6 separate regions of the Homo sapiens genome follow, and all the other regions are linked to region 6. The links are chromatin contacts, found by Hi-C or POLR2A ChIA-PET in ENCODE. All regions are on one chromosome and are shown on one strand. The core of a region is the stretch at or near the end of the contact, and the rest is flanking DNA. Distances in the headings are between cores, read along the strand shown. Region 1 holds the start of FBRSL1 (fibrosin like 1). Region 2 holds the start of NOC4L (nucleolar complex associated 4 homolog). Region 3 holds the start of LINC02361 (long intergenic non-protein coding RNA 2361). Region 4 holds the start of GOLGA3 (golgin A3). Region 5 holds the start of ANKLE2 (ankyrin repeat and LEM domain containing 2). Region 6 holds the start of RAN (RAN, member RAS oncogene family).

Region 1 (3,100 bases), core at 403-2,902, 1.6 Mb after region 6:
TCTTCCTAATGAGGCTTTTAAAAATCAAAAGGGAGGATGCTGGAGGGTGAAACCACGGTTTAACAAAACCCGGAATGGGAAGAGGGGGAGGGGGACCCTGCCCCCACCCTGGGGAGGCTTTGACAGGGAACCAGAGAGCGGGCTGGGTGGACTGGAGGAGGCTGGGTGAACAGGAAGTCCCCCCACCCCAGTGAGCTACTTTCCCAACTGCCTCAGCCCAGCAAACAGCCAGTGGTGCCTGGACCACACCCTTCCTGCCCTGCACAAGAGGCCGCCAGTAGGCTCTCCCAGAGGCAGGGTAAAGTGGACCCCGCAGAGTGGGCGAGGACCCGTTCCCACTAAGGGCAACCGAGGGCAGGGTCCCACCACTGTCTTGGGCACCCTCCCCTCCGCCCTCCAGCAAACCACCATTCTTCTCCGAGGGCCTGTGCAGGGGTGTAGCCCCGACCTGAAACAGGGTGCCCATGACTGCTGGGGCTCGGAGTCGTCACTCCTCGGGGAGGCCCTCTGGACCACCCAATGCCCACTCTCTGTGACACCTCCCCGTTCGATTTTCTTCAGATTATCCTTGGCTGATATTCTATTTGGCCCTGTGTTCAGGGTCTCTCTCCCACTTCTAAGAGGGTAGTCTATCTCAGCCGCTGCGGGGTCACCAACAGAGCCTGGACACAGGAGGCATCTGGCAAATACGCGCTGCATGAATCAATGACTCCAGTGCCCACGCGCAAGGGGCCCCTGGGCTCAGAAAACCCCACCAGGCGGGCCCCTCCGAGCTCGGCCTGTCCTGGGGGTGGAGGAGGAAGTTCGCCCCGCGCCTGCCTCGCAACCGCAGCCGCCTCCGTGCGCTTCCTGCCCGCGCCGCCCTCCACACTGCGCTCCGTGTCTGGCAGCAGCCCCCGCCTCGCTGGGCGCGTTCCCGGGGGTCTCGGTGGCGGGAGCCGCCTTCTTGTGGGACTTGGGGGCACGTGGCGCGGGGCGGGGACGCGGACAGACCCCTCCCGCATCCTAGGAGGCCTGGGAGGGTCCGCGGGGACGCGGGGAGGGGGCACCGCCTGGCCGAGGACCCTCCCCCGGTCCTCCCCGCCCCTTCCCCGTCCCTTCCACGCTCGCCGAGGGCAGGACTTCGGTTCCGCGAGACCGGAGGCCCCTCGTCCTCCTCGGAAGCCGCCCGCGGCCGGGGACCCCAGTCCCGCAGAGGAGGGCGGCGCTGCCCCCGCCTCCCGCTTGGAGAGCGCCGCCCGCAGGTGCCCACGGAGGGGCCGCGGCATCCCAGCGCCCTCCCAGGAAGGAGCCGAGCGGATCACCGCCGGCTGCAGCGGAGGTCGGGGCGCCGGGGAGGGGCGCGGCTAGGGGGCGAGGTCGAAGGGCGGGCACCTGCGGGTGGGGCGGGGCCTGAATTAGCGGGAGCGCCCGGGAGGGGCGGGGCCGGGGCCTGCGTGAGCGGGTCGGGGAGGGGGCGGAGCCTGCGGGGGGCGGGGCCTGCGTGAATGGGGCGGGGAGGGGCCGGAGCCTTGTGAGCGGGGCGGGCCGCGTGTGCGGGGTGGGGGCGGAGCCTTATGAGCGGGGCGGGGCAGGGGCGTGGTCGGGGCGGGGCGCGCGGGCGCCCGCGGCGGCCCTCACTTCCTCTGGCGAGCGCAGCCGGGCGGAAGTGCGTCAGTTGTTATCTGTTCGGGGCGCCGCCGCCGCCTCACGAGCCCGGTGCCCAGGAGCCCGGCCGCCTCCCGCCTGCCGCCTGCCGCGCCCGCCCGGCCCCGCCCGCTCGGCCCGATCGCCGCGCCGCGCGCATGGGGCGCGCCCCCGGGGGGGCGGCCGAGGGCCGCTGAGCGCCGGGCCCGCCCCCGCCGATGCGCCCAGCCGCCCGCGCCGGGGGTCCCAGGCCGCGCCGGGCCCGGGGCTGAGCCGCCCCCCGCGCCCGGCATGCCCGGCCCGGCCCGCCGCCCGCCGCCGCCCAGGGCCCGAGCCCGCGCGGCGCACACTCAGCCCGGCGGCGCCGCGTAGCCGAGGGAGCCCGCCTGCTGCGAGCCAGGCGCGGGGCGTCAAGGTCACCGGCCCGACGGGGCGCACGCGCGGCCATGGAGGCCAAGGTCCGCCCGAGCCGGCGCTCGCGCGCGCAGCGGGACCGTGGCCGGCGCCGGGAGGCCGCCCGCGACGCCCGCGCCCAGAGTCCGTCGTCGGGCGACGAGCCCGAGCCCAGCCCCGGCAAGGAGAACGCGGGCCTCCGCGGCGCGCCCCCCCGAGGCGCCGCCCCCGCGCCCCGCACCGCGCGTCCCCCGCGCCGCCGCCGCCGCGAGTCCAGCTCGCAGGAGGAGGAGGTCATCGACGGCTTCGCCATCGCCAGCTTCAGCACCCTGGAGGCCCTGGAGGTAGGTGGACGGGTGCGGCTTCGCAGGCGTTGAGGCGAGAACGGGGCCCGGAGTTGACGCGTCGGGCGATCCCGGGACCCCTGGGCTTGCGACCGCCCGCGCCGTGGGCAGCCCTGAGGGAAGCCCCGGCCACTTGGTACCCGTTCCAGGGACCCTGGGTGCCCACCGCTCGCCCAGACCGTCGCATCTGGAAGACCCAGCAGCGTCGGGTGGGTTTGGGGACGTTTTAAGTTGCAGAGGCAAAAAAATCTACGCTTCGAAATTGGGGGCTGTCTGACAGCACCGTCGGCCTTTTATCAGTTGTGTTTCTGTGGCCAGCATATCGCTCTGCCTGGTTCAGGACGTGCTAGGGAGCAGTGCTGGATCTTAGGGAGGTGGTGATAAAATGGATACTCCGCGGGCCATCCCGTTCCCTCCTCCCTTCGAGGGCTCTGCTGAGAAGGGGAGAAGGAGGGTTAATCTCAAGACCCCTCTTGGTGACTGCTGCCTGCTGCATGGTTAATAGATTGGCCAAAAATATTGCTTGTCTGGCTGACGGACAGTATTTGCTGAGCAAATACTGCTCCTCTTACATGAACTCAGCTGAGCAGAGAAGGAAATTAAATGCTGTCTGAGAGTTGGGGCAGGCGCTGTCTCCCCAGGACTGGCATGGGCAGGAATGCTAGCAAGTTGCCCTGCACCAGGGCCGAGACCCGCCCAGCGAGGTGTGCCCCGTGCAGCACTTACTTTGGGGGACC
Region 2 (2,943 bases), core at 436-2,935, 1.3 Mb after region 6:
AGGTCAGGATGGACGTCAGGGATGTCCTCGATAGGAACCAGGTCTTCGGTGACATTCCTTCTGACACAGTTAGGCTCAGCCAGCCACCTTGGCAGGAAAGGCTGGACCTGCCATCAAAAAGAAAGAGAGGCCAGGTGAGCGCTTTCCAGGCTCTCGCGCAGAAGCCCACGGTGGAAAAAGCTAGGGGAGGGAGGCTGGGGAAACCTCTGTCGTCTTCAGCTCCTTCTCAGCCCCAGGATGCGCTTTCCATACAGCCTTCAGAAGTTAAACAGTAAAAGCAGATGCCACTCCCTGAGCAAACTCACTCTGTAGCCTCCCATCAACCCACAGTGGCACCCACCCTCCCGCAGCCAGGAGGTCCTGTGACCTGGCGCTCGCCTGCCCCAGCCACGCCGGCGTCCCTGCCTCGAGGCCTCTGCCTGGCACCCCCAACCCCCAACCTTGACCTGGCTTCAAGTCTTTGCATCCCAACTCAAAGAGAACCTCCTCCACCTGCCCTACCTAAGGTGCCCGAGCACTCTGTCAAACTTCTCGCTTTCTTCACCTGTCTCGCCGGAAATCTCTTTACCGAAAACCACACGTGCTAAGCAAAAACACCAACGGTCAGGAGCTTGCAGAACGGCCTCTGACTTACTCCTGAGGCGGTGAGCGCACAGCAGGAAACCCCGCACGTTCACGCAAACACATCTTGCAGAACTGGCGCGGCGCGGCGGGAGGACAGGGGCAAGCCTAGCAGAGGAAACGGGAGCTCTGCACGTGCAGGATCCAGACCCCTAGGCGATGAAACTGCAGACCTGGCAGCGAGGCGCGGCTGTGACCCGGGAACATTCGCTGAACGAAATCTTCCGGGGCGACCGCCGCACTTAAGAATCCGCGCAGCCTACCCTCTCACGCCGACCACCCTCCCGCCCGCCGAGGCTCACCTTCGGCGCCTTCCTCTTCCCGAACCCCCCCAGCACCAGGCCGGGGACCAGGGGTCCGGCCGCCTCCTCCAGGGCCGGTCCATCTGGGGCCGCCTCGGCGCTGGCGCTGGTGCTGCGCTCCCCCGGCGCCTCCTCGCTGCTCCCTGCGCTGGGCTCCCCTGGCGCCTCCTCGCTGCTCCCTGCGCTGGGCTCCCCTGGCGCCTCCTCGTTGCTTTCTGCGAGGCAGACACCCACCCGGCAGCGCGTCAGCACCGAGTCGCCGGCGCCCCAGAGGGAGCCCGCTCGCCCCGCGGCCCACCTGCGCCCGCGTCCTCGCCGTCCGCCTTCCGTCGCTTTCCCTGCGGCGCCTCCGGGCTCCCCGGCTCCGCGTCGTTCACCCGCCGCCGCCGCCGGGGCCGCCGTCGCCTCCTGGTCGCCGGCTCGGTCGATGCAGCCGCCTCGGTCTGCGCGGGCTCCCGCTGCTGCTGCCGTTCGCGGGCCCGGCTCTGCAGCCGCTCGAGCAGCGCGCGGGCCCTGCCGTGCGCCCCGGCCTCCGCGCCCTCCGGCCCCGCCGCAGCTGCCGCATCGGGGCCCGGGTACCGCGCGACGTAGAACAGCGCCATGGCCAGCCGCACGCCTGGGACTCGGGCGTGGCGCGCTGCGATGACGTCGGCGGCACGCCTGCGACTCGGGCTCCGCGCAAAAGATGGGGTTGGGGTACGGCGCGTAGAGATGACGTCGGGTTCTACGCGCAGTGGTGACGTCACGGGAGCGCCGGCGGCTGAGAATCCGCGTTGTTCCGTGTTGGGGGCGGCATGGAGCGGGAGCCGGGCGCCGCGGGAGTTCGCCGGGCTCTGGGCCGCCGGCTGGAGGCGGTGCTGGCGAGCCGCAGTGAGGCCAACGCCGTGTTCGACATCCTGGCCGTGCTGCAGGTGGGCCTGGCGGCGTCGCAGGGCCGGAGTCGCGGCACGGGAGCGGGACTTGAATGGGGGGCTGCGGCGGCAGGTCCCCAGGAGGTTCCGAGACGGCGTTGGGGGGTCAGGGTGGGAGGCGTGTGGGTCACGGGTCGGGGGTGACGGGGCTGGCGTCCCGAGGGGGAAGGGAACGGGTTGGGGGCAGCCTAGGCAGGGGCGAAGGTGACAGTTGGCGGCCGGGCACCCTGCCGCCGCCTCTCCTGCAGTCTGAGGACCAGGAGGAGATCCAGGAAGCAGTCCGCACGTGCAGCCGTCTTTTCGGGGCCTTGCTGGAGCGGGGAGAGCTGTTTGTGGGCCAGCTGCCCTCTGAGGAGATGGTCATGACAGGTGAGCCCTGGAGGGCCCCGGGGCTGCTCTTCTCTTTCCGTGGGTCGGAGGGAGGCTTTGTCACCATGGGATGAGCGCCCCCAACCCTGGCACAGGCCGTGCAGGCTGGTGGGAGGACGCACCAAGCCCACCGTGGAAGATGGATGGTGGCGTTGGGGCAGGGGTGACATGGGTGCCCTGCAGCTGAGTGTAGATGAACACTGGACAAGGTACGACTTTTTGTGTGCTTTGCACCCCTTTTGTAATTTGATGTTGACTGATCCTGACACGGTCGCTTAAACTCGGAGCTTCCTTTATGTCCCCATCCTGGGGACGTCAGGTCTTGGAGTAAAGAGAGGGGATGTGGATCCTGCTCCTGGCAGCTTGGCTGGGGCAGTCCTGGGGTAGGAGGTGCTCTTCCTGTTTGCAGGGCTCAGGGAATGTGCTGGTCTCAGCACAGGTCTGGGGGCCTTAGCGACCTGTTTCCACCTGCGGAGGCTGAGTAGAAGACAATGGGAGGGTGGAGCCAGGCCTGAGATTTTGGGCTGGGCCCAGGGTGGCGTATGTGGGCCTCACGTGGGCTGACCACCCTAACCTGTCTGCAGGGTCCCAGGGAGCCACACGGAAGTACAAGGTGTGGATGAGACACCGCTATCACAGCTGCTGCAATCGCTTGGGAGAGCTCCTGGGCCACCCCTCCTTTCAGGTCAAGGTGGGTCATTGGGCTGGCCTCATCCTTGTCCATCCCCTGCACCCCAACT
Region 3 (3,285 bases), core at 1-2,500, 1.3 Mb after region 6:
GCGTTGCTCTGAACCGCTAGATACGGGGCTCATCAGAAACAGAAAACTGAGGCAGGAGGCCGTGCGGAGGACAGCCCAGGCCGCAGCGACGGCCAGCCCCACCCGCCAGCTGCCAGGAGCCGTCTGCTGCCCGGCCTGGCCAGCCCTGCTGGTGACCATGGCGGCCCATGAGCCAGCCCAGGGAGCCCCCATGGACCCAGAGAATTGTGAGGACCAGGAGCCCAGCGCTGCTTTAACCTGCTGCGTTTCGGGTGGTTTAGTTCCCGTGTTGTGCGTGGACGCATCGTGGCACGGGGGATTCTGCCCAGCAACTGCTCTGTGTTCTGAGACACTAAAGGCCAGTGCAGCGTTAGAGTCAGGCTGGAGGTGGGGGCAGGGGTGAGGAAGAGGGGACGAGAAGTTGGGGGAGGGAGAGGAGCAGGAGCAGGAGGGAGGGTGGGGCTGCTCTCTGGGCAGCCAGGCTCAATACACAGAGAAGCTTCCCTCAGTGGCTAAACCGGGCCAGGAGATGCTGGTTCCGGGGAATGAGCCCACTGCTCTGCCCTCTTCCCGTCCCGGCTCCGCCACCTCCCCAGCTCTGTCCTGATTTCACACAAACCCATCATTCCATTTCACTCCAGAGATGAAATCGGTTCTGCAGCTCACCCTATCCCCATCTTGAGCACCGCCTGAGGGCGCAGGTGGGGTCCCTCCCTGCCCAGCGGGGGATGGGGTGGGCGTGGGGGGGCGCGCACCTGGAGCTGCGCTTCCCTCTGGCGGCCTCCCTGCCCGGTGAGGGGCTGTGCCTCCGGGGTCTGTCTCCCGGCATTTTTCATATTCCACGGGGTTCTGTCATCCTGACTGTGAAGGGCACACGGAGCCGGGTCCTGGCCCATTTGACCGGCTCGGCTCACCCCTGCGCTGCCTGTTCGCCTGTGTCCGTCTGTCCGTCCATCTGTCTGCTGGCCACAGCTCTTCCACCCTCGGGGAGGTGTTCTTCCCCCTCTGCTGAGCCTGCATGAAGACGCGTGCGCTCAGGCCGGCGTCTGCAGTGTAGACACAGCTGCCTAGGCTCACTTGTGGTGTGGACGCTGTGCTGTGCCGGTGTTGCGCTGTGTCCGGTGCAGGCGCCGTCCTCTGGCTTCTCTGGGGTGTGTGCAGCGTCGACGCTGTCCCGGCGGGGCTCGGAGGGAACCGCCCGGCGTAGTGTGAGGGGCGGGGCCGCTCCTGCGGAGTCCACGGAGCTCGGCCGGCCGCGGGGGCCTCTTCGCCGAGGGAGTCGGGGCGGGGCCCGTCTTTCCGGGGACGGAGCACGGAGGAGACGCAGCGACGGAGGAGTCGAGGGCGGGGCCTGGGGCGGCCCTTCGCCCTTTTAAGTCACTGCGCGCGGGTCCCAGGCGGCGCCCGTCTCGGGGGCAGGTCCGCGGGGTGTGACGAATGTTCCCGCGGCGTCTCCCCGCCCTCCCCGGCGCCTCCCCCGGCCTCGGGCAGCCGCTTTCTGCACGGCACCTCCGAAGCCGCTGGGCGTCTGTAACCAACCTGCACGTTGTGCGCATGTGCCCCAGAAATTAAAGTAGAATAAACAACAACAAAACCAAAAGACCTTTTTACTTTGACGCAGTTTTAGATTCCCAGGACGTTGCACAGAAAATCCGGACGGATCCTGTGCCCTCCGCCCAGCTCCCGGGGTCACAGGCAGCCTCGGCTCCGACCCCGCCGGGCGCGCGGTGACCGGCTGTGCGGGTTCCAGGGGCGGATGTGCGCTTTGCCCGGCCCCTCTCCCGCCGCGCGGCCGCTCCTCCTCTCCGCCAAGGGCCGGTTCAGGCACAGGCCCCGCCGAGGCTGCCCCTGACTTGAGGGCTCACGCACCGGGCTGCTTGCGGCTCTGGACTATTGTGAATAAGGCCGGTGTGAGTATTTTACTGTAAGTCTTTGGGGACGTGTCTTCATGCCCCTTGGGTGAATCCAGGTGTGAGATTGCCGGGCCGGGGTGCTGTGAGTTACCTTTGGTTATAGGGAGGTGGTGACCCATGGTGGCTCCAAGTGCCCGTGGCCTTTCGTGACCCCGCCAGCAGCGGGTGGGCCTTTGGGGCGCTCCGAGGCTCGCCCGTGCTGCCCGTGGGTGCTTCAGCCAGTCCGGCCGCCGTGGCTTTCCTCTGCAGCCCCCGGTGCCTGCTGGCGTCGTGCCTTTCCGTGTGCTCGTTGGCCACGCACATGTCGAGGGGCCGTTCTGACGATGGACTGAGGGGCTCGGGGATAGCACGTGTCCAGCGGGGCAGGTCAGCCTTTCTCTTCTCCCCACAGACCTCAGCACAGCTCTGCACCTCGGAGGACTCGGGGAAGTTTCTGGGCCTATTTGGGCAATAGGAGAAGGTCATGGGCTGTCTTTCCAAAATTCACGTCCACCCAGAACCCCCGAATGAGACCTATTTAAAGAGAAGGCCTTAGCTGATGGAACATTAAGATGAGGCCACCCTGGAGCAGGGTGGGCCCTGAATCCGAGGCTGCTGTCCCTGCAAGGTGACGAGAGGGTGCAGGCGTGGAGGAGACACATGGGGGTGGGGTGAGGAACAGGCCACCGGCAGCAGAGACGGGTCAGGCCCAGCGAGGGAGGAGGTGGGAGGAGCCCCGGAGCCCTCGGAGGAAGCCGGGCTGGCACCTGGGCCTTGGACTCTGGGACTGTGAGGGAATCAATTCTGCCATCTGAAGCCACCTGCTGTGGTCCTGTGTTACAGCAGCGCTGGGCACAAACATGGGAGGGCCTCGTGATTGGGACTGGGGCATTCACAGGCCCGGCAGGCTGGTGAGCCGGTGCCTGGCAGGTGGGGAGGACATGGTGTGAGAGGCGGCCTGCGGGCCGGCCAGTGAGCTCCAGCACGGGGACTGGTCACCAGCCAGTGAGCTCCAGCACGGGGACTGGTCACCGGACAGCAGTGTCAGCGTGGACGGTGATCCCTCTAGAAGCCCTCCTTGTGTCTCGGGCCGGAAGCTAGGCACTGCACGCGCTCGGGAATGGGCCGCTGCTGTGAGGGAGAGCGCCCGCTGTGCAGTGGGTGTCAAATGAATATTAATAAACAAAAGAGCCAATTATCCTTCGTTGCAGACAAGTTTCTTTGCAGAAAATTTAGGAAATACAAGAAGCAAATAAAAAAATCAAAACCACCCAGGAATATAACAGTTATGATGTGCTTTTTTCCTAATCTTCAAAGCAAAGCTTTGGAGCCTGTATTATTTCTTGTTTGAATTAAATGCAGTTCAGAAGGAGAAAGTAATTTCCCCAAAGCTGCCCAGTGAGGAGAGGGCGCC
Region 4 (3,258 bases), core at 686-3,185, 2.0 Mb after region 6:
AGTCTCACTTATGATCACTCGCACTCCTGCGTCTCTAGAGAGAAGAGACAGGACAAAGCTGTCACTTAGAACTGCGAAAGGTACACACAACCCTAGGTTCACAGCTGGGTAACATCAAGGGACTTCATACTGAGAAACCACCACCTCAGGCACCTACAGGACTTTCTGCTTCCCCCACACCTGAATTCTGTATACAAACATTCACGGCTCCATCTACACCACCTCGTTTCACCTGTTCCTATCGGGTATTAGAAACAACAGAGCACAGCCAAAAACCAAACACGATTTCCTCAGGAAAAGAGTACCTGGTGGAGGCCACACTAGTATCCAAAAGTAAACACAGATCTATACACAAAGTGAAAACCAAAAGCAAGCAAGCCTCATGTCACTGCAGAGACGTGAAGGGCAGGCTTGGAAGTCAGGACTCCGGCCTCAGCTCCCGACCCTCCACCACTTACCTGTGAGAGCCTGGGCTAAAGATTTCTTAATCACATTTAGCCTGTTTCCTCACCAGTAAAACAATGAGAAAATGAACGCAAAATTTTGCCAGGATTAAATATAACAAGGCACAGAGTCTGTCCCGTGTCCTCAATAAAATGACAGTAATTATCACGATTTTCCCTTTAGTTGTTGCTTGTCAAAATCGCTAAAAGCCAACTGAAGGCATTCTCACTTGGGAAAGTATGCTACTTCTTAAGGCAATCGGGGGAAAAAAAGCTCCTCTTCAATCTGAGTGATGTCAGATGATTTATTTCCTTCTTGCCATTTAAGGTATACTGCCTGAAAAGATATTAAAGGGTTATAAAGCGCTATGTTGATGTCGTTTAAAAGACAGTTCAAAATAATCCACGACGACGGGTGTGGCTGCTCACACCTGTAACACCAGCACTTTGGGAGGCTGGGGTGGGAGGATCGCTTGAGGCCAGGAGTTCCACACCAGCCTGGGCAATACAGCAACACACCCAGTCTCTTAAAAAAAAAAAAAAAATCCATGAGTCATCTGTAAATGGCTTACACTGGCCCAGTGACAATAAACTCCAACCTCTTAAGAATCCAGCACCTGCCTACACCAACATCCTTACCGCCATCGCTTTCCCCCTTTGCCATTACACTGTGGCCACATCCTCCGCCCTCAGGGTCTTCAAACTTTCTGCCTGAGGCGCGCTTTTCTCACAATTTTGCCTGGCTTGCTTCTCGTCATAGAGGCCTTAGCACGGAAGTCGCCCGCCCCCCAGGCTCCCACTTAGAGTAGCGGACCCCACCCAACCACCGCCCGGTACCCTCTCGCTGGCGACCCTGGGTGTCCCTGTCCTAGGTGGGCTCCGCGGGGGCAGTGACCCAGACCCACAATACCCAGGACCCGCCACACGACTGACATTCGTCGGGTTCATACCCGTGACAACGCCCGGCCCCACTCGCTCTGGCCACCTGGAATGAAGACAAGTCGGCCAGCGACAAAGACAAACAAGGAAGTACACGGACTCCTGAAACCCCGACTTCCCACGAACCACCCGACACCATGTCACGCCTTTCAGCTGCAAAGGGCCAGGCTAAAGCAAGCACTGCCCGAGTGGTGGCAGTGGACAGCTTCGGGACAGGCCGCGCTCGTCGGGCGCAGACAAGCATTCAGGAGGGCTCGCGGGCACCGGCATTTACAGAGCCAGCTCCGCCGCAGCTGAAGGCGGGCGCCCAGGCCCGAGGCCACCGCAGCGAGGCGGGGGTGACTGGAACGGGGCCGTCCCGCCACGCTGCAGGGACGCGCCCAGGCCCCGCCGCCGCCCCTCGAGCCTCCCCCGCCCATGCACTGCGGGAGCGGGAGCGGGAGCGGGAGCCCGAGCCCCGAGGCGCCGCGGCCTCCGAGCCCCTCACCCTGCTGCTCTGGCAGCCCCGGAGGCCGCCCGGCCCGGATGCTCCGGCGGAGACGTGGCCGTGAGAGGGGCGGGGCGAGCGGTGCATCGGCCTCGGGTCCCCGGAAACAGCCTGCACGCGCTACTTTCGTTCCGGAACAGAGAACGTCCTCCTCTTCTTCAAGTGGCCACCCTAGGGCCGGGGACCCTCTGCCCACAGGGTCCGGATCGAGCTCACCTCCGACTGTGATGAGGCCGCCTTCAGAAAGTGACCTTAAGAGTTTGCGGACCTTTCCCTAGTAGAAACGCAACTTCCGGAACTGCAGGACCAACTCTTTCAGGAAGCTGAACCGAGCTTCCGGCGGAAGTGGCGTGGCCGGGGCTCGGCATGGGCGCGGCCGAGCTCGGTGTGGGCGTGACTTCCCCGCCCGCCCTAGTCGGGTCCCCGCCCCAACCCCGCACCTCCACCCGGCCGGCGCCCTTCGCGCTTCAGGTGCCAGATCAAAGGCGACGCTGCTTTGGACCCTATTTGCTTCCCCTTTAAAAAGGGCAAAGCTGGACGGCGCGGGCCGCTGGCCGCTGGGGAACGGCTTTCCACCTTCCCTCATCCGCCAGGCCGCTCTTCCAGCTGTCAGGAAGGAAATGGCCTGGAGGGCGCCTCGGGGTCCTCTGTGATGTTGCGCTCATCTCTGCGGATTTTGGAATACGCTTCAGTCTACGAAGTTTTCTGGGATTTTGATGGGAACTGCTGCAGATCGTTTGGGGAGCACGGGCATCGCTGACTCGGTCCTTCATCTGCGTCCCTGGTGGCCCCTCCATTTATTTCGGTCTTTTGATTTCTTCCACCAGCATTTTGTAATTTCAGCATACAGATTCTGCACCTTTTAAGTTTATAGTATTTCACATCAAACAACTGTAACACTGCGTTTTTGACGTTTTCCACGTGTTCACTGTTGGTCTACACAAATGTGATGAATTCTATGTTGATTTTCTTATCCTGAGACCTCGCTGAACTCATTAGTTTGAGGGTTCATTTGGTGTTTTGCGGTTGTTGTTGTAAAATCCTTGTATTTTTTACATGGGCCATCATGTTATCTGCAAATGCAAATTCTAACACAAAATGATCAGACTGAGGCGTAAAATATACAACTTTTAGAAGAAAACAGAATTTCTCACATCTAGAGCTTGGGGAAGAGTTCTTAGATCTGACCAAAAAAACACAATTCACAAAAGAAGTTGATAGAGTAAACTTCATGAAAAAATTAGAAACTTTTCACCGGATGCGGTGGCTCACGCCTGTAATCCCAACACTTTGGGAGGCCAAGGTGGGCGGATTACCTGAGGTCAGGAGTTTGAGACCAGCCAGGCCAAATGGTGAAACCCATCTCTACTAAAAATATAATAATTAGCC
Region 5 (3,205 bases), core at 603-3,102, 1.9 Mb after region 6:
AAAAATTAGCCGGGCGTGGTGGCAGGCGCCTGTAATCCCAGCTACTCGGGAGGCTGATGCAGGAGAATCGCTTGAACCCGGGAGGCGGAGCTTGCAGTGAGCCGAGATCGCGCCACTGCACTCCAGCCTGGGCCACAGGGCGAGACTACATTTCAAAAAAAAAAAAAAAAAAAAGTGGTAGGGCCGAGACACAAACTCACACAATTGGACAGGAATCCCCACTCAATCATCAGAAAGCACCTCTCCGCAGTGACTAACAGTCTGACAATTTAGAGTAAAAACAAACTCAGTTTCTCCCACTAGTCTTGCAACATGCTTCGGACACCAGGTATGTGGGGATTTTCTCCCCACAAATCACGCAGGTCGTCAGTTCTGCAGTGGACACAGGCTGGGTGTCGTCTGTCATCCTAATTCAGTCATCTATTCTGACAGCGTCTTCCTGGAGATACCAGCAGACCCCCACAGGTTAACGGCTCAGCCCCGCAAGACTGCCCCCCACTTCCAGTGCCCAGGTTGTTTGACCTGCGCTTGGGACCGACGGGGCGTAACCCGGTGACCTCCTCAGGTTGCGGTAATTTGCTAGAGTGGCTCCCGAACTCACAGACATGTTTTACTTACACTTACCAGCAGAGTATAAAGGATTACAAAGAATACAGGTGAAGAGATGCGTGACGTAAAACCGGGGGGAAGCGCTTGGAAATTCAGGGCCTCTCTGGGCACCGCCTCCAGGAACCCCCACGTACTATCTGGAAGCTCCCTGAACCCAGCCCTTTTGGGTTTTTACAGGAACTTCATTTCACAGGCGTGATTCATCAGCCACTGGTGATCAACGCAACCTTCACCCCTCTCTCCTCCCCAGAGGTTGGGGGTGGGGCTGAAAGTCCCCAGAACCTCTAACCCTGCCTTGGTCTTTCCTGCGACCAGCCCCATCCAGAAGCTCCCTAGGGGCTGCCGGCCACCAGTCCACTCAGCCTACAAAAGACATCACTTTGGAGGTTCCCGGGATTTCAAGAGTTGTATGCCAGGAAAAGGGGATGGAGCTGAAATACACAGTTCACTGTATCAGTTACCTCAAACTTAAAACGACCAAAACCCACCTCTGATCTCCACATCACCCAGACCCGACAGTCTACCGCAAAGCAATAAATGGCCACCTTCTCCCTCTTCCTCTGGCCCCAAACCCCTGAGTTACATTTGCCTTTTCCGTCTCTGCCTTATGTTCCATGACCAGTAACCGCAATGGCTTCACGTTCCAAACACATCCGGGACCCAGGGGTTTCCTCCCCGCGCCGCCCTCCTTTGGGCCATCCCTCCCCAGGTCTCGAGAGACCGCAGCAAGAGTCTCCGCTAACGCCTCGCCGGGCCCCCGCCGCCTTCCCCGGAGGCTGCTCCAGGGCCCGGGAAAGCTCTCACCCCCGAACCCGGCGTGGCCCCTCCGCCCCCGGCCCGGGAAGCCAAGTCCCCGCAACTGCCCTTTCCGCGGCCGGAATGGCCTTTCCCGACCGGCCCTGGTTTCCCCGGCCGCCTCGCCCAACTGCTGCCGGCTCCAGGGGCGCGGCCGGGACCCCAGGCCCGAGGAGGGCGTCGGGGCGGGGAAGGGGCCAGGGTGCGGGGACCCAGCGACCGCCTGGGCCTTACCTGAGGCGGGGGCGGCGGCCGCGCTTGGCGGAGGAACTGGGGTCCCGCTGCGGCCCAGACCTCCCGGCCGCGGGCCCAGCCGCCGCACCAGCCACCGCACAGCGATCAGCAGCACCGAGGCGCCCAGCAGCTCCCAGGCCAGCGCCGCCCACTCGGCCGCCGCCAGCCGCGGCCACAGCATCGCCGCCGCCCGGGCCGCAGCCGCCGAGAAGCCCGCGCCCCGCGCCGCGCCCGTCCCAGGACCCCGCGCCGGGCTGCCCGCGCCCTGCCTGACGGCGCCGCGCTCGAGGCGGCCGGGGCGGCGCGGGGGACACGGACGGCGGCCCCGCTCGCGGAGGCCCGGCGAGGGCGCGGCCCCGGCCCTGGGACCCAAGCGGGCGGGAACGGGCGAGCGGACGGGCGGGCGCGGCAGGCGGGGCGCGGGCAGCCCGACGCGGGGTCCTGGGACCGGCGAGGCGCGGGGAGCGCAATGTGCTGGCGGGGGCCGGGGCTGGGGCCCGGGGAGGCCACCAGGGCGGGGCCGGGCGCGGGGCGGCGCTTCTTCGCGCCTCCCGGCCCCGGCCTGGCGTCCGTGGGGCGCTGTGCGTCTCCGAGAACGAAGCGGCCTCCGGGTTCGTGTGCTCCGAGCCCGAGTACTGTTTGCGGCCGTCGTCCCGTCCTGGAGCAGGAGTGAGGAAGCGCCTCTCACTCCCCCGCGAACCCGCAGAACAGGCCGCCGGCGCTATGGAGACCGGCGGAGCTTCCCGCTCCTTCACCAAGGGGCCCTGACGCGCAGTTGAAAGCGCGGATTTTGCCGGGCGCGGCGGCTGCGTCCGGAGTCCCAGCGCCTTGGGAGGCGAGGCGGGAGGATCCCCACGGCCCGGGAGCTCGAGACCAGCCCGGGCAAATATTTTGAAAGTCATGGTAAAAGCCGCAATTACTTTTGCACCAACCTAATAGTGAGACCCTGTCTCGAAAAAGGGAAGGAGGATTTTACTGTATGTAATTTAGATGTTTTATTTATTTTTTGATGCGGTGTCTTGCTCTGTCGCCCAGGCTGAAGTGCAGTGGCGCGATCTCGGCTCACTGCAGCCTCCGCCTCCTGGGCTCAAGCGATTCTCCTGCCTCAGCCTCCCAAGTAGCTGGGATTACAGGTGCCCACCACCACGCCTGGCTAATTTTTGCATGTTTAGTAGAGACGGGGTTTCCTCATGTTGGCCAGACTGGTCTCGAATTCTTGATGTCAAGTGATCCACCAGCCTCGGCCTCCCAAAGTGCTGGGATTACAGGCGTGAGCCACCGCGCCCCGCCTAATTTAGATATTATTAAATGAAAATGAAAGACCTGAAAAATATAATTGATATCCTTGGTTAAAAACATAATTGATCTGAGCGAGGTGGCTCAGGTCTGTAGTCTCAGCAACTCTGGAGCGTGAGGGGTGATGGTAGTTTCAGTCCGGGAGTTCGAGGCTGCCATGAGCGTGATCTCGCCTGTGAATAGCCACTGCACGCCAGCCTGACCAACATAGCAAGACCCCATCTCTTAAAAAATATCATTGGATGGTACTAATGGTTGGTTGGGCACTACA
Region 6 (2,994 bases), core at 421-2,920:
TCATTGCCCATTGCAGCCTGTAACTCCTGGGTTTAAGGGATCCTCCTACCTCGGACTCCCAAAGTGCTGGGATTACAGGTGGCCTAGACTTTATAAAGCTGTTATCACCTCTTTCTTCTTTTCTCAACACTATCCTTTTGACATCTATCTAACCCTGTTGAAACAGATGACCGTCATTCCTTTTAAATGTTATACAGTATTAAATGTTGTGCACATGCGTGAGGCATGAGTTTAACTCTGGGGCCTCTCCCTAGAAATGGAAATCCGGGGTCACAAGCAATGGGCATTCCCGTTTTACTGTTAGATTCTGCTCTCCCGCCAGCAGCGTCTGAGAGGTGCTTGGGGTTCCCCTGAGGGTTCTGGGGGAGCTCGGACTTGCGTTCCCAGCAGGCCGGTTGTCGCCTGCTTTGTGCCTAATTTGCGTCACTGGGGTTCCTAGCGGACTCGCCTGCAAGTGTGCTCAGGACTGCAGGGAGGACTCTTCGGTCACTGCGGCTCTCTCCCCATGGTGGACTCTTCTGAGGCGCTTGACTGCGCTGATTTGGGCCTTTATCTGTCTGCATGTCGGCAGGGGCGCCCAGGAAGTCGGGTCCCTCTAGCTCAAGCTTGTTTGGGCTCTTACAGCTTCAGGCCAACAGGGGGCTGGGAAGCTGAGCACTTACTCATTCCGTCCCCGTTGGTAACTAGGGCTGGTAGACGCGTCCAGACTGCAAACAGTATTTCATCATTTTGTCTGTAGCATGCAGCGGCCAAAGCTGCCAACCTATGAAACGCTTTGAGAAGCCGGACGCTTTGGGAGGCCGAGGCGGGTGGATCCCCTGAGGCCAGCCTGGGAGACATAGTTAGATTCTGTCTCTCAAAAAAATTTTTAAAAAATTACCCCTGATGTGGTGCGCGCCTGTAGTCCCAGCTACTCGGGAGGCTGAGGCGGGAGGATCGCCCGAGCCTGAGAGTTCGAGACCAGCCTGGGCAACGTAGCGAGACTCCGTCTCTTAAAAAAAATAAGTAGCCGTTTTTCTGGGTGGGTGCATCCCTCTCTGGTTCCTCGCTCTCCAACTGGCCCTGGTCCTGGGGGCGTGAAGGCTACGATCTGGAGAGACAGAACAGCGGGCTGCCTCTGGAGGACGGGCCTAGACCCCATTCATTCATTCATTCGTTCTGTCACCCACCCGTCCTGCGCGCACGCGAGCCACCCTAAGCCCCAGGACCTCAAGAACCCCCACCCCACGGGGCACAGACAAGGACAGGCTGGCCAGCGCCTGGAAGCCGCGTGCCTGACCACGTCTGCCCGAGCGAGTACCGCCTCCCACCCGGGAGGCAGGAGAGCCGCGACCGTCGGGCCGCGCCCAACGTCTCCCGCTCAGGGGCGCGCCGCCTCGCTTTCAGCGCATGCGCGCCCGGGAGCCCGCCCGGGGCGTCGGCGCACGCGGTCCCCACCGGCCGGCTTGCGTACGCGCTCCCGGCTCGCCCTCCCACGCGGTCCACCGCGCCTCCCGCCCCACCCTAAGCGCAGCGACCGCCCGAGCGGCCGACCGAACCGCGTTGCGTGCGTGCGCGCACGCGCGGGCCACGTGGGCGGGCGCCGCGCCGTTGCCCCGCCCCTTGCAACCCCGCCCCGCGCCGGCCCCGCCCCTGCTCTCGCGCCGGCGTCGGCTGCGTCTCCGGCGTTTGAATTGCGCTTCCGCCATCTTTCCAGCCTCAGTCGGACGGGCGCGGAGACGCTTCTGGAAGGTATCGCGACCCGGCGGGCCCGGCACGGCCGGGCGGGGACAGGGGTGGCGGCGGCGGGATAGGGGTCGGAGCCGGGGCCAGGGCCGGGGCGGGTGGCGGACCCAGGGGCAGCGGGCGGCTGAGTAGGTGGGTGGTGCGGGCCCGGCCGGGCCGGGGCAGGAGACGGGCGTGGGGTCGGCGCTAGCCCCCGCGAACCCCCGTTTCATCCTCCGCTCTCATCCCCGTCCCGGTCCCAGTCCCGTTCCCATCCCTACACCTCCGGCCGCCGTTCCCCGGGCCCCGCCGCCCCGGATGCCGGCCCCGCCCGCCGCCTTCCCGCTCCCAGGCCTGGCCGCCATGGCGCCGCGGGCGGGAGGCCTTTGTGGGGCGGGCACGTGGGGCGCTGGGGGCGCGGGAGCGGGGCCGCCATGGGCTGCGGGGCCGCGCGAGCGCTCGCCTCCGTCCTCTGCCTCCGCAGGAACGCCGCGATGGCTGCGCAGGGAGAGCCCCAGGTCCAGTTCAAAGTAGGTAACCCTGCGGGGCGGGAGGCGGCCGAGCCCGACCGCGTGCGACTCGCGGGTCCCTCCTCCTGGGGCCACGATGGCTGTAATGGGGCCCCGCATCCACATTCTTTGTTTTAAGTGAGCCTGTGGTGGTTAAAGTTCCGTGACTCTGGGATCTTGAGAGGTGAAGTGTTTAGGGTTTACTTCCAAAATGTGTTTTTCAACAGCTTGTATTGGTTGGTGATGGTGGTACTGGAAAAACGACCTTCGTGAAACGTCATTTGACTGGTGAATTTGAGAAGAAGTATGTAGGTATGTGCTGGAAAACCTTGCTTGTGGAAATATGTGAGAAATGGGTAAGTTCATCCACTCAATCGCATCGTTTCCGTTTCAGCCACCTTGGGTGTTGAGGTTCATCCCCTAGTGTTCCACACCAACAGAGGACCTATTAAGTTCAATGTATGGGACACAGCCGGCCAGGAGAAATTCGGTGGACTGAGAGATGGCTATTATATCCAAGGTAGGCATTTGTAACTTGCTGAACGGTTTTTGAGAGGTTTTGTGTACTTCAGTCTTCAAGGTTATAGAAAATCAGGTCTGTTCCAACAAATAGTGTCATTTTTGGGTTAAAAAAAGACAAGTGGACTTCGGGGAGTTGACCACCATTTTGGTGGCAGAGAAAATTTTATTAAAGTTGTGTCATTTGCATGCTGTGTCATGCTAGGCATGCTTTAGAAAAAACTATGACTTACACTGGGACTTATAAGTCATATTTAAAACA

Evidence for each region. Hi-C counts contacts between places; a loop is a spot of excess contacts on that map. ChIA-PET counts read pairs that join two places held with the same protein, here RNA polymerase II (POLR2A). Pooled maps may share reads with other maps.
Region 1: a map of ascending aorta shows a loop between it and region 6 (6-fold over the local background). The contact joins the promoter of FBRSL1 here to the promoter of RAN in region 6. A Hi-C loop is called at or near these places in 2 of 168 maps with a recorded cell type or tissue (CD14-positive monocyte and ascending aorta), 2 of 37 single-sample maps with no recorded cell type and 13 of 50 pooled maps.
Region 2: a loop to region 6 is called in a map of gastrocnemius medialis, with 5 times the contacts of the local background. The contact joins the promoter of NOC4L here to the promoter of RAN in region 6. A Hi-C loop is called at or near these places in 1 of 168 maps with a recorded cell type or tissue (gastrocnemius medialis), 2 of 37 single-sample maps with no recorded cell type and 11 of 50 pooled maps.
Region 3: a loop to region 6 is called in a pooled map, with 19 times the contacts of the local background. The contact joins the promoter of LINC02361 here to the promoter of RAN in region 6. A Hi-C loop is called at or near these places in 11 of 50 pooled maps.
Region 4: a loop to region 6 is called in a map of ascending aorta, with 10 times the contacts of the local background. The contact joins the promoter of GOLGA3 here to the promoter of RAN in region 6. A Hi-C loop is called at or near these places in 1 of 168 maps with a recorded cell type or tissue (ascending aorta) and 7 of 50 pooled maps. POLR2A ChIA-PET finds 5 or more read pairs at or near these places in 1 of 52 experiments (naive thymus-derived CD8-positive, alpha-beta T cell).
Region 5: a loop to region 6 is called in a pooled map, with 22 times the contacts of the local background. The contact joins the promoter of ANKLE2 here to the promoter of RAN in region 6. A Hi-C loop is called at or near these places in 2 of 37 single-sample maps with no recorded cell type and 9 of 50 pooled maps.

The regions. Positions count from the first base shown.
Region 1 is chr12:132,488,499-132,491,598 of GRCh38, forward strand. FBRSL1 (fibrosin like 1) reads left to right here and starts at 1,653. Exons shown (of 19, transcript NM_001367871.1): 1 at 1,653-2,363. The coding sequence starts at 2,073. RefSeq lists enhancers at 614-743, 2,741-3,100 and silencers at 934-1,003, 1,134-1,583.
Region 2 is chr12:132,142,772-132,145,714 of GRCh38, forward strand. NOC4L (nucleolar complex associated 4 homolog) reads left to right here and starts at 1,686. Exons shown (of 15, transcript NM_024078.3): 1 at 1,686-1,834; 2 at 2,083-2,203; 3 at 2,788-2,894. The coding sequence starts at 1,718. It overlaps DDX51 (DEAD-box helicase 51), which reads right to left and starts at 1,548. Exons shown (of 15, transcript NM_175066.4): 1 at 1,222-1,548; 2 at 924-1,138; 3 at 1-107. The coding sequence starts at 1,525. RefSeq lists enhancers at 1-539, 1,469-1,768 and silencers at 1,139-1,338, 1,409-1,458.
Region 3 is chr12:132,188,445-132,191,729 of GRCh38, forward strand. It overlaps LINC02361 (long intergenic non-protein coding RNA 2361), which reads right to left and starts at 1,251. Exons shown (of 2, transcript NR_146452.1): 1 at 735-1,251. RefSeq lists silencers at 1,102-1,581, 1,712-1,771.
Region 4 is chr12:132,826,934-132,830,191 of GRCh38, forward strand. GOLGA3 (golgin A3) reads right to left here and starts at 1,936. Exons shown (of 24, transcript NM_001389683.1): 1 at 1,870-1,936. RefSeq lists silencers at 1,214-1,313, 1,814-1,873, 2,244-2,453 and an enhancer at 2,024-2,163.
Region 5 is chr12:132,759,980-132,763,184 of GRCh38, forward strand. ANKLE2 (ankyrin repeat and LEM domain containing 2) reads right to left here and starts at 1,853. Exons shown (of 13, transcript NM_015114.3): 1 at 1,639-1,853. The coding sequence starts at 1,819. RefSeq lists enhancers at 1,199-2,067, 2,422-2,521 and silencers at 1,302-1,891, 1,982-2,271.
Region 6 is chr12:130,870,396-130,873,389 of GRCh38, forward strand. It overlaps RAN (RAN, member RAS oncogene family), which reads left to right and starts at 1,671. Exons shown (of 7, transcript NM_006325.5): 1 at 1,671-1,731; 2 at 2,189-2,234; 3 at 2,441-2,525; 4 at 2,608-2,733. The coding sequence starts at 2,199. RefSeq lists enhancers at 711-1,472, 896-975, 1,473-2,234 and silencers at 1,256-1,715, 1,786-1,925, 1,976-2,185.